3 separate regions of the Homo sapiens genome follow, and regions 2 and 3 are each linked to region 1. The links are chromatin loops, found by intact Hi-C in ENCODE. Cell type or tissue: heart right ventricle. All regions are shown on one strand.

The links. Peaks named below come from ENCODE experiments on the same cell type or tissue, not always from the same donor. Only the 100,000 strongest peaks of a DNase experiment are listed, where the experiment ranks them.
Region 2: a loop joins it to region 1, with 6 times the contacts of the local background. A loop is called at or near these places in 12 of 110 quality-filtered maps.
Region 3: a loop joins it to region 1, with 2.7 times the contacts of the local background. A loop is called at or near these places in 14 of 110 quality-filtered maps.

Annotation. Positions count from the first base shown.
Region 1 is chr22:26,755,687-26,758,186 of GRCh38, reverse strand. All of the region lies in intron 2 of MIATNB (MIAT neighbor), which reads right to left. Among named protein-coding and RNA genes, the nearest start is that of MIATNB, 84 kb to the right of the region's middle. In heart right ventricle, CTCF peaks have their summits at 1,185 and 1,398 (motif pointing left); DNase peaks (open chromatin) are centred at 1,173 and 1,365; H3K4me3 peaks cover 444 bases.
Region 2 is chr22:27,879,576-27,882,075 of GRCh38, reverse strand. All of the region lies in intron 7 of PITPNB (phosphatidylinositol transfer protein beta), which reads left to right. Among named protein-coding and RNA genes, the nearest start is that of PITPNB, 38 kb to the left of the region's middle. In heart right ventricle, CTCF peaks have their summits at 1,085 (motif pointing left) and 1,956; no DNase peak of the experiment used is centred here; H3K27ac peaks cover 1,508 bases.
Region 3 is chr22:27,330,558-27,333,057 of GRCh38, reverse strand. It overlaps LOC102724900 (a long non-coding RNA gene), which reads right to left and starts at 1,718. Exons shown (of 5, transcript XR_430432.4): 1 at 1,586-1,718; 2 at 1,120-1,357. In heart right ventricle, a CTCF peak has its summit at 992; a DNase peak (open chromatin) is centred at 953; H3K27me3 peaks cover 1,773 bases.

The DNA.
Region 1 (2,500 bases):
TGCTGGGATTACAGGTGTGAGCCACCGCACCTGGCCAATCAACCCATTTTTTAAAAAATGAGCAAAGGATATGAATAAGTATTTCTCTCCAAAGAAGATATACGAATGGCCAGTAAGCAAATGAAAAGATGTCTGACATCCTTGGTCATCAGGGAAGTGCAACTCAAAACCACGATGAGATACACTTCCTACCCCCTAGGGTGGCTAGAATCAAAAAGGCAGATAGTAGCAAGTGTTGACAAGGATGCAGAGAAACCCAAATCCTCATACACTGCTGGTGGGAATGTAAAATGGTATAGCCACTCTGAAAACAGTCTGGCAGATATTTGAGCAGTTAAATATCATGTTACCATACGATCTGGCAGTTTCACTGCAAGGAAATTGAAAATATCTATCCGCATAAAACCTTTTCACAGCATTATTCATAGTAGCCAAAAAGTGGAAACAATGAGCAAATGAATCAATAAAATGTGGTATATCCATACAATGGAATATTATTCTGCAATAAAAAGGAATGAAGTACTAATGCACATTGCAACATGGGTGAACCTTGAAATTATACTAAGTGAAATAGGCCAGGCACAGAAGGCCACATGTTACATGATTTCGTTTGTATGAAATGTCGAGAATCTACACAGATAGAGAGTAGATTAATGATTGACAAGGGCTGGAGGGATTGCTAACAGATAGAAGATTTCTTTGGGAGAATTTACTAAAATGCTGTAAAATTGAATTGTGGTGATGGTTGCAGAACTATGTGAACATACAAAAAAAAATTGAAATGTATACTTTACATGTGTGAATTCTATGGTATGAGAAGTCTAGTCTCAACAAAGCTGTAAGAAAAAAAAATTCCAACTCTATCAAACCCCAGAGCTGTGTGTTCTTAGAATAAAGGTTTCCCAGCTTCAAGTCTCAGTTTCCTCCTCTGCAGGATGGGCTAATAAGCCACATCACCTTGCATGAAAATCAAGGAGACAGCACAGCTGGGGCCCAGCACGTAGTAGGCCTCACTCCGCACGAGGTTCCTTCCGCAGAGGGGAAGGGAATGGGGGTTGCCCAAGTAGGGCGCACGGCCAAGGCCATGGCTGGTCCTGGACGGCCAGACGGACTGGACGGAGGAGGAGGCTCACCGCCCATGACATAATGTAGATGGATGGCTCGGGCCATCCGTCAGGCTGGGAGCGGGTGGCCGGGGAGGAGGCCGTGAGGGAGCCCATTACCGTACACGTGTTAACAGCGCATCCTTTGTACAGACAGCCGCGCGGGCGCGGGCCAGGGCCGCTCCCCACATTGTCTGGGCGCCGCGGCCGCGCGGTGATGAATGGGCCGCGCGCGCCCGGCCGCCCCCGCCGCCGTCAGGATACCACGGGCAGAGGGCGACACCTCGTGGCTGTTTACAGAACTGCGGGCTACCAGGCGGGCACAGAGGGCGCAGGTGGGCCCCCCGCGACTTGCCTTTAGTGGGAAGCTCAAGATACTCTGTGTATAACACTTAGCACAGAGCCTGGTGCGTCGTAGGCCCTCAAGAAATCCAGATCATAATTACAACCACCTTTATTTTCAAGGAAAAAAAAAAAACAGGCTAAATGAGGTTCAGAAACGGGGTGAGGGCCAGGCGCGGTGGCTCGCGCCTTGTAATCTCAACAATTTGGGAGGCCAAGGCGGACGAATCACACCTGAGGTCAGGAGTTCGAGACCAGCCTGGCCAGCATGGTGAAATCTCATCTCTATTAAAATACAAAAATTAGCCGGGCTTGGTGGCGGGCGCCTGCAATCCCAGCTACTTGGGAGGCTGAGGCAGGAGAATCGCTTGAACCCGGGAGGCGGAGGTTCCAGTGAGCCGAGATTATGCCACTGCACTCTAGCCTGGGCGACACAGCCAGACTTCATCTTAAAGAAAAAAAGAAAGAAAGAAAAGAAACGAAAGGAAATGGGGTGAGGTTACCAAAAACTGGGTAGCAAATAATTTTTTAGTATATCAAAGATCTCTAGGGGATAGATTTATCTTTTTTAAAAAAAATCACTCATTATTCATCTGAAATTCACTTTTAACTGGGAATGCTGTGTTTTTGCGCTTGTGTTTGCAAACCTGGCGACCCGATAACTGGGTGCCTTTGGACACAGCATTCCACCTCTCTGCTTCTGTAAAATAAGAGAAGCAAGACTCTATCCCTACACGTTTACAACAATAACTACAGGACTGTTGTGCAGATTAAGTGAGAGGATACAGGTAGTGAATATAAAGCCGGTCAGGGTTAAAGTTGCCATGTCCCTGATCACACCTATTTGCAGAGTTTAGGAAAGAAAAGGAGTCCAATAGCCACTAAGTTTAATGTGACTCCAGGCCTTTGTATGCTCTGTGTCCTGCTCCTGGATGACCCTCCCCTCTCTAATGACTCCTGAAGGTTCTCTCTGACGCTCTTCTTCCCAAATCGTAATCCCAACACACATTTCCTTGGAGCTCTCATCTATTTCATCTCAGACCCCTGCCTCTACC
Region 2 (2,500 bases), 1.1 Mb before region 1:
TTTGATCATACATTCTCTGAGACAATGCCCAGATGTTACATACTTGTGTAGATAGTCTTGGTAACACATGCTTTACTAAACTTCGTCATTGCACTCTCTAAATAATCTTTATAATATTAAAACTTTTTTCTTTTCAAAATGAAAAAGAATGATGGAACATGACCAGAAAAAGTTAAATATTGGTTGAAGCCATGTGAAGTTGTTAGTATTTGTAAGCTTTTGAGCTACAGAAATGACGTTTTCTTATGGGTCAACCTAATATATCCTCCAAATTAATTTTTGGTAGATGATACCCTAAATGGTCAGCAGTCCTTTTGGTTCTCTCTCACAGCTTTCAAGAAGCTCCTGTGTTTTAGATGTTACATTTGTTCCAACTGCTGCTGCTTATTTCCTAAGAAGGGCTTTCTGCTTCTTGGAGCTGTGCAGTGGCTACCCGGCTCTTTAGACCTGAAAAGAGCTTTTGTTTATTAGAAGTCTGTGGCTGAGATCCAGCCAGTCCTAGCCGGGCCTATGGTTGCCAAATGCTGCTTTGGTTGTTTTCTTCAGCATGAGCAGAGACACACTTGATCTCAGTAGAGTACCATGTCTTTTTGCTGTTAAAATGAACCTAGACGTTCATTTCTGTCTTAAAAATGTGTTACTTATCACTAGGGTGTGTGATCCAAAAACTCTTTATTATGTGTGCATAATAAAAACATGAGAATTGTGACCCAGCTCCTAACTCAAGATGAATGCATGTGATAGTAGCTTTCCTGAACTTAGGGAGAAAGCACCTCAAATACACGTTTTGTGGTAGCAGTGATTTTGCTTATGCTTAAGAAATTTCTGTTTGCCAAACGCCTGTCTCATCTTGCCTTTACTGTGAAACAGACTGTTGTCAAGGTCTTTTGTAGTAAGTTAGAGATTTTTCCCCCATCTTCAAAGAAGATATAAATAAATGTAGGCATGTTTTCTATTAAAAAGAAATGTGAAAATGTTTCCTACATTATTCCACTGCCTTACATGGTCACACACTTTCAGATCATTTCCAGTAGTAGATTTAGAGAATGTCCACTATATTCGAAGGCATGGTTGGATAGTGCCCTCTTGTGGGAAAACAACATATTGCTTATGTCGTGCTTGCTTAAACATTAGCAAGGATTTTAAAATTTTATTAACTGGGTGCAGTGGCTCACGCCTGTAATCCCAGCAGTTTGGGAGGCTGAGGCAGGCAGATCACCTAAGTTGGGAGTTCGAGACCAGCCTGACCAACATGGAGAAACCCCCTCTCTACTAAAAATACAAAATTAGCTGGGCATGGTGGCATGTGCCTGTAATCCCAGCTACTCGGGAAGCTGAGGCAGAAGAATCGCTTGAACCTGGGAGGCGGAGGTTGTAGTGAGCCGAGATCGTGCCATTGCACTGTAGCCTGGGCAACAAGAGCGAAACTCCATCTCAAAAAAAAAAAAATCGGTGTGTACAAGCATGTTTTGTACAAAATGCTTTTTCACTAGAAACCATTATTAATTTAAGGTTTATTCCTAATTTCTTCCATGTTTTAAAAGTAAAAAGGCGGGGAGGGTAATGGAGGTGATGGGGGTGTGAATAGGATTTGCTCTAGTTCCTTGGGTGGGGGATAAAATTCTCTGAGAGTCAGAAAATGTTTTTGAGCAGCTCATGGCAGATATTTGTAAAGAAATAAGCATAAACAGCTCCAAGTCAAGTTTTTACAGTGCATTTCTTATAAAAGCCCCTTTTCAGCCATGTAAACTCTTTTTTAAGGAAGGCTCCCTAGGCTGAGAGGGAGCAAGCGTCCCTTCAGGTACTTGAGTCTAATCAAATGGTAGAATGTAAATCACATTTTTTCAATAAAGGATCATGGTTGGCTTTGGTGTCAGACAGGGCAGCATCTGAGTCCTGGCTCTTCTGCTCAGTGATGGTGGACTCTGGCAAAGAATTTCACTTCCCTGCCCCTAGTGGTGGTGATAGTCCAGTACCTTTATTTCAAGTTTTTGAGCATTAACTGGGAGAATGTGGGGGCCTGACACATAAGTGTGTGCTTCAAAATGGTAGCAGGAATGATGTTGCTTATTGGATTTTGTTCTTACTTTAAAAAAATGTTTAATTTTTTTCATATTTTAACTTTTTCATGTTGAATATTTGTTAACTTAATGCTAATGGACTAAATGGAATCTTGGGACTTAGAAGCTAAAGGCCAAATCATGGACTAACATTCAGAGTGAGAGAGGGCTCACTCTGAATTTTTACTAGGGTGTTTTCCCCCATTTCAGTTTAAGGAAATTGATATAATATGTTCAGTGATTTACTGTCATTTAAGGAAACATGCCTTTTTGTAAATAAAACTTTTCTAAATGTATCACTTACATTTCAGGTATATGCAGTATAATTTTAAAATATGTAATGTTTAACAAACACCTTTATGGAATTAACTTGTTAAAACTCATTTCATTGGTAGTAGAGTTTGAAATATCTTCATTTTTAAGTGTTATAATATATAAAC
Region 3 (2,500 bases), 570 kb before region 1:
TCTGACTCAAGGCCTGGCACAGTGTATCTCTTATAGCAGGTGCATAGTTAACATGCATTGGCTGATTTAATGCATGGTGCTCAGCAACATGGCACTGCAGCATGTTGCCAAAGTGTGTGTATGTATGTATTGTGTGCGTGTGTGTGTGTGTGTAATAGATACTATCATATACATATTAATATTCAGGGTAGACATATATAGTAGATAGTACATTATAGATAATATAATGTGTATATATGTATACACACACATGCACACATACACAGGGTAGAAAATTAGACTTTCCAATGGAGACGAAAGATAGCCAGCACTAGACTTGACCTCATGGGTTAGGGATTTTTGCCACAATCTTCCTCCTTGTCCTTCACCATTTATTTTTTTTCTTAACATTTATAAAGAAATAGGTTGAATTGTACCATTACTAGGGTCTCCAGCAGTTTTGCTTTCTATTCCAGTCTTTGGAGGAAGGTCATGAAAATGCTTACTTTTTCATGTTTTTTTTTTTTTTTTTCTGGCCTGGTCTCAAAAAATTTAAGACTCTTCGAGTTAATATAATAAAGTTAAAAAGAGATTGAGATAAATCAAAAAAGATGGAGAGAGAGAGACCGGGGATGGGGGGGAAAGAGAGACACAGAGAGAGAGAAATTGAGAGAACCAAGCAAGGCATCTCCTCCTGGTTGAAGTCTGGCGAGATGCTTATTTAACATTACAAGGAGGGTGAACAATTAGGACATCCTCTCCTTGTGCCTGCAGACTCCATCTCGGAGACTAATAGATATTTACTTAGTCCTGTCGGTCGTGCTGTGTTTAATATTTATCCATCACAGGAAGCTGCTGCATGTTAAATGTCAGCCTCTTGATTTCGACAGCTCGTGGCTACGCAGCTCACAGCTACAAGCAGGCAGAGTTGCACAAACAGCCCCAGCGGCCCCTGGCCTCAAGCCTGCCTGGCTTCCTGGCAAACCCATGCCCCGTGTCTGTGCAGTGCCCAGGACTGGCCACTTGGTGGGTCCCACAATCTCTGAGGGGTCCGACCCAAGGTCCTTGAGCTGGGTATTCTGTTTGGGGTGTCAGTTAATGCCAAGGACAGCAGGGCTGTGGCAGTGGGAGGGGACTTACCTTTAGCGGCTGATACATGCACCAGGGACCATGCCAGCTTCTGACCTCCACTCTCTCCTTACGTCTTCAGCACAGATACGCTCTACATTGTTCACTTCCCCTTCAGATTCTTTTTGCTCCCTGCTACCTTCAGCTACGCACCCCAGGAAGCTGACTTCAGTGGGCTGCATCCAGTTGTGGGGGTCTCCCTTGGCAGCTTCTGGCTGAGTTCAGCCAATAGAGAATCCCAGAAGGAGCTCTGCGGGTGGGACAAGAGAGAGATGAAGGCGTTTATTTCCCTATATTCTTCCCTGCAGAGTTGCTGCGGGCTGGCTTCTTCACTTGCCTGAAGGCGTCAGCTTCCCCTGCCAGGCAGCCCTTCCCTCAATCTCATTCTCCTTCTGTCTCTCTCTCTCTTTCCAGGTAATCCCACCCTACTTCACTCTTTCAGGCTTCGGGGTGCAAACAGTTCCCCACCGTTACTAACCCTTTGGTGGTGTTCTGTATCATCCCTAATGGCTTCTCTATACCCTGCTCCATCTTGATGACCAGCCCCTGGATCGAATAGTCTCAATTTGAAATATGCCATCTCTCTCCTGCGGGAATTCTCTCTATACATCCCTAAGAGGTAGTTATTGCTTCTTACATTTTACAGAAGACAAAACTGAGGCTCAAAGAACTTGGGTGGAGTTTATGACCTTGCATGAGATCATAAAGAAGTTATGGGCACAGCTGGGGTCTTTGGATCACCTGGTTGGTCAACTTTGCCTGACACCATCTAATCTACTGGCCACAGGTAGTGACCCCAGCTTGATTCTTCTCAAATGCAAATATGGCAATGCATATTTTGTTTGAAACTTCATTACTGTTCCTTCATCTGAATGATGACTTCTGACAACATTGGAATATAGTCCCAGCCCCCTCTTTGGCCACTGTCCACACACACACCATGTGTAATCTGCCCCCAGTCAAGGTAACCTGTGCAGAAGCAGCTGTTTGTTCTGCATGTCTCCAGGGGTCAGCATTGGGATGTTTCATAAGCTTAAGGTTTGGACTTAATAGCTATGAAAGTGAGTGAGCTCCCCATTACTGGAGGTATGCAAACAAAACAGATCAAGCATCTTTTTGTCAGGGAAGCCGGAGAGAAGATTCATACAACAGGTGCTGGTGGAGGGGGAATGAGATGATTCTGAACTGCTCACCATCAGATCATGATGGGGAGAGAATATTGAAAATGCAGGTTTCTGGGTCACACCCTTGAAGATTCTTATTCCATAGGTAGGTGTGAAGTTCAGACACCTACATTTTATATGAAAATGCCCCCAAAGTATTAACTGCAGATTTCCCACAACATCTGAGGTCCCTGCTAGCTCAGTAATCAGCCAACCCCAAGCCCATTTCT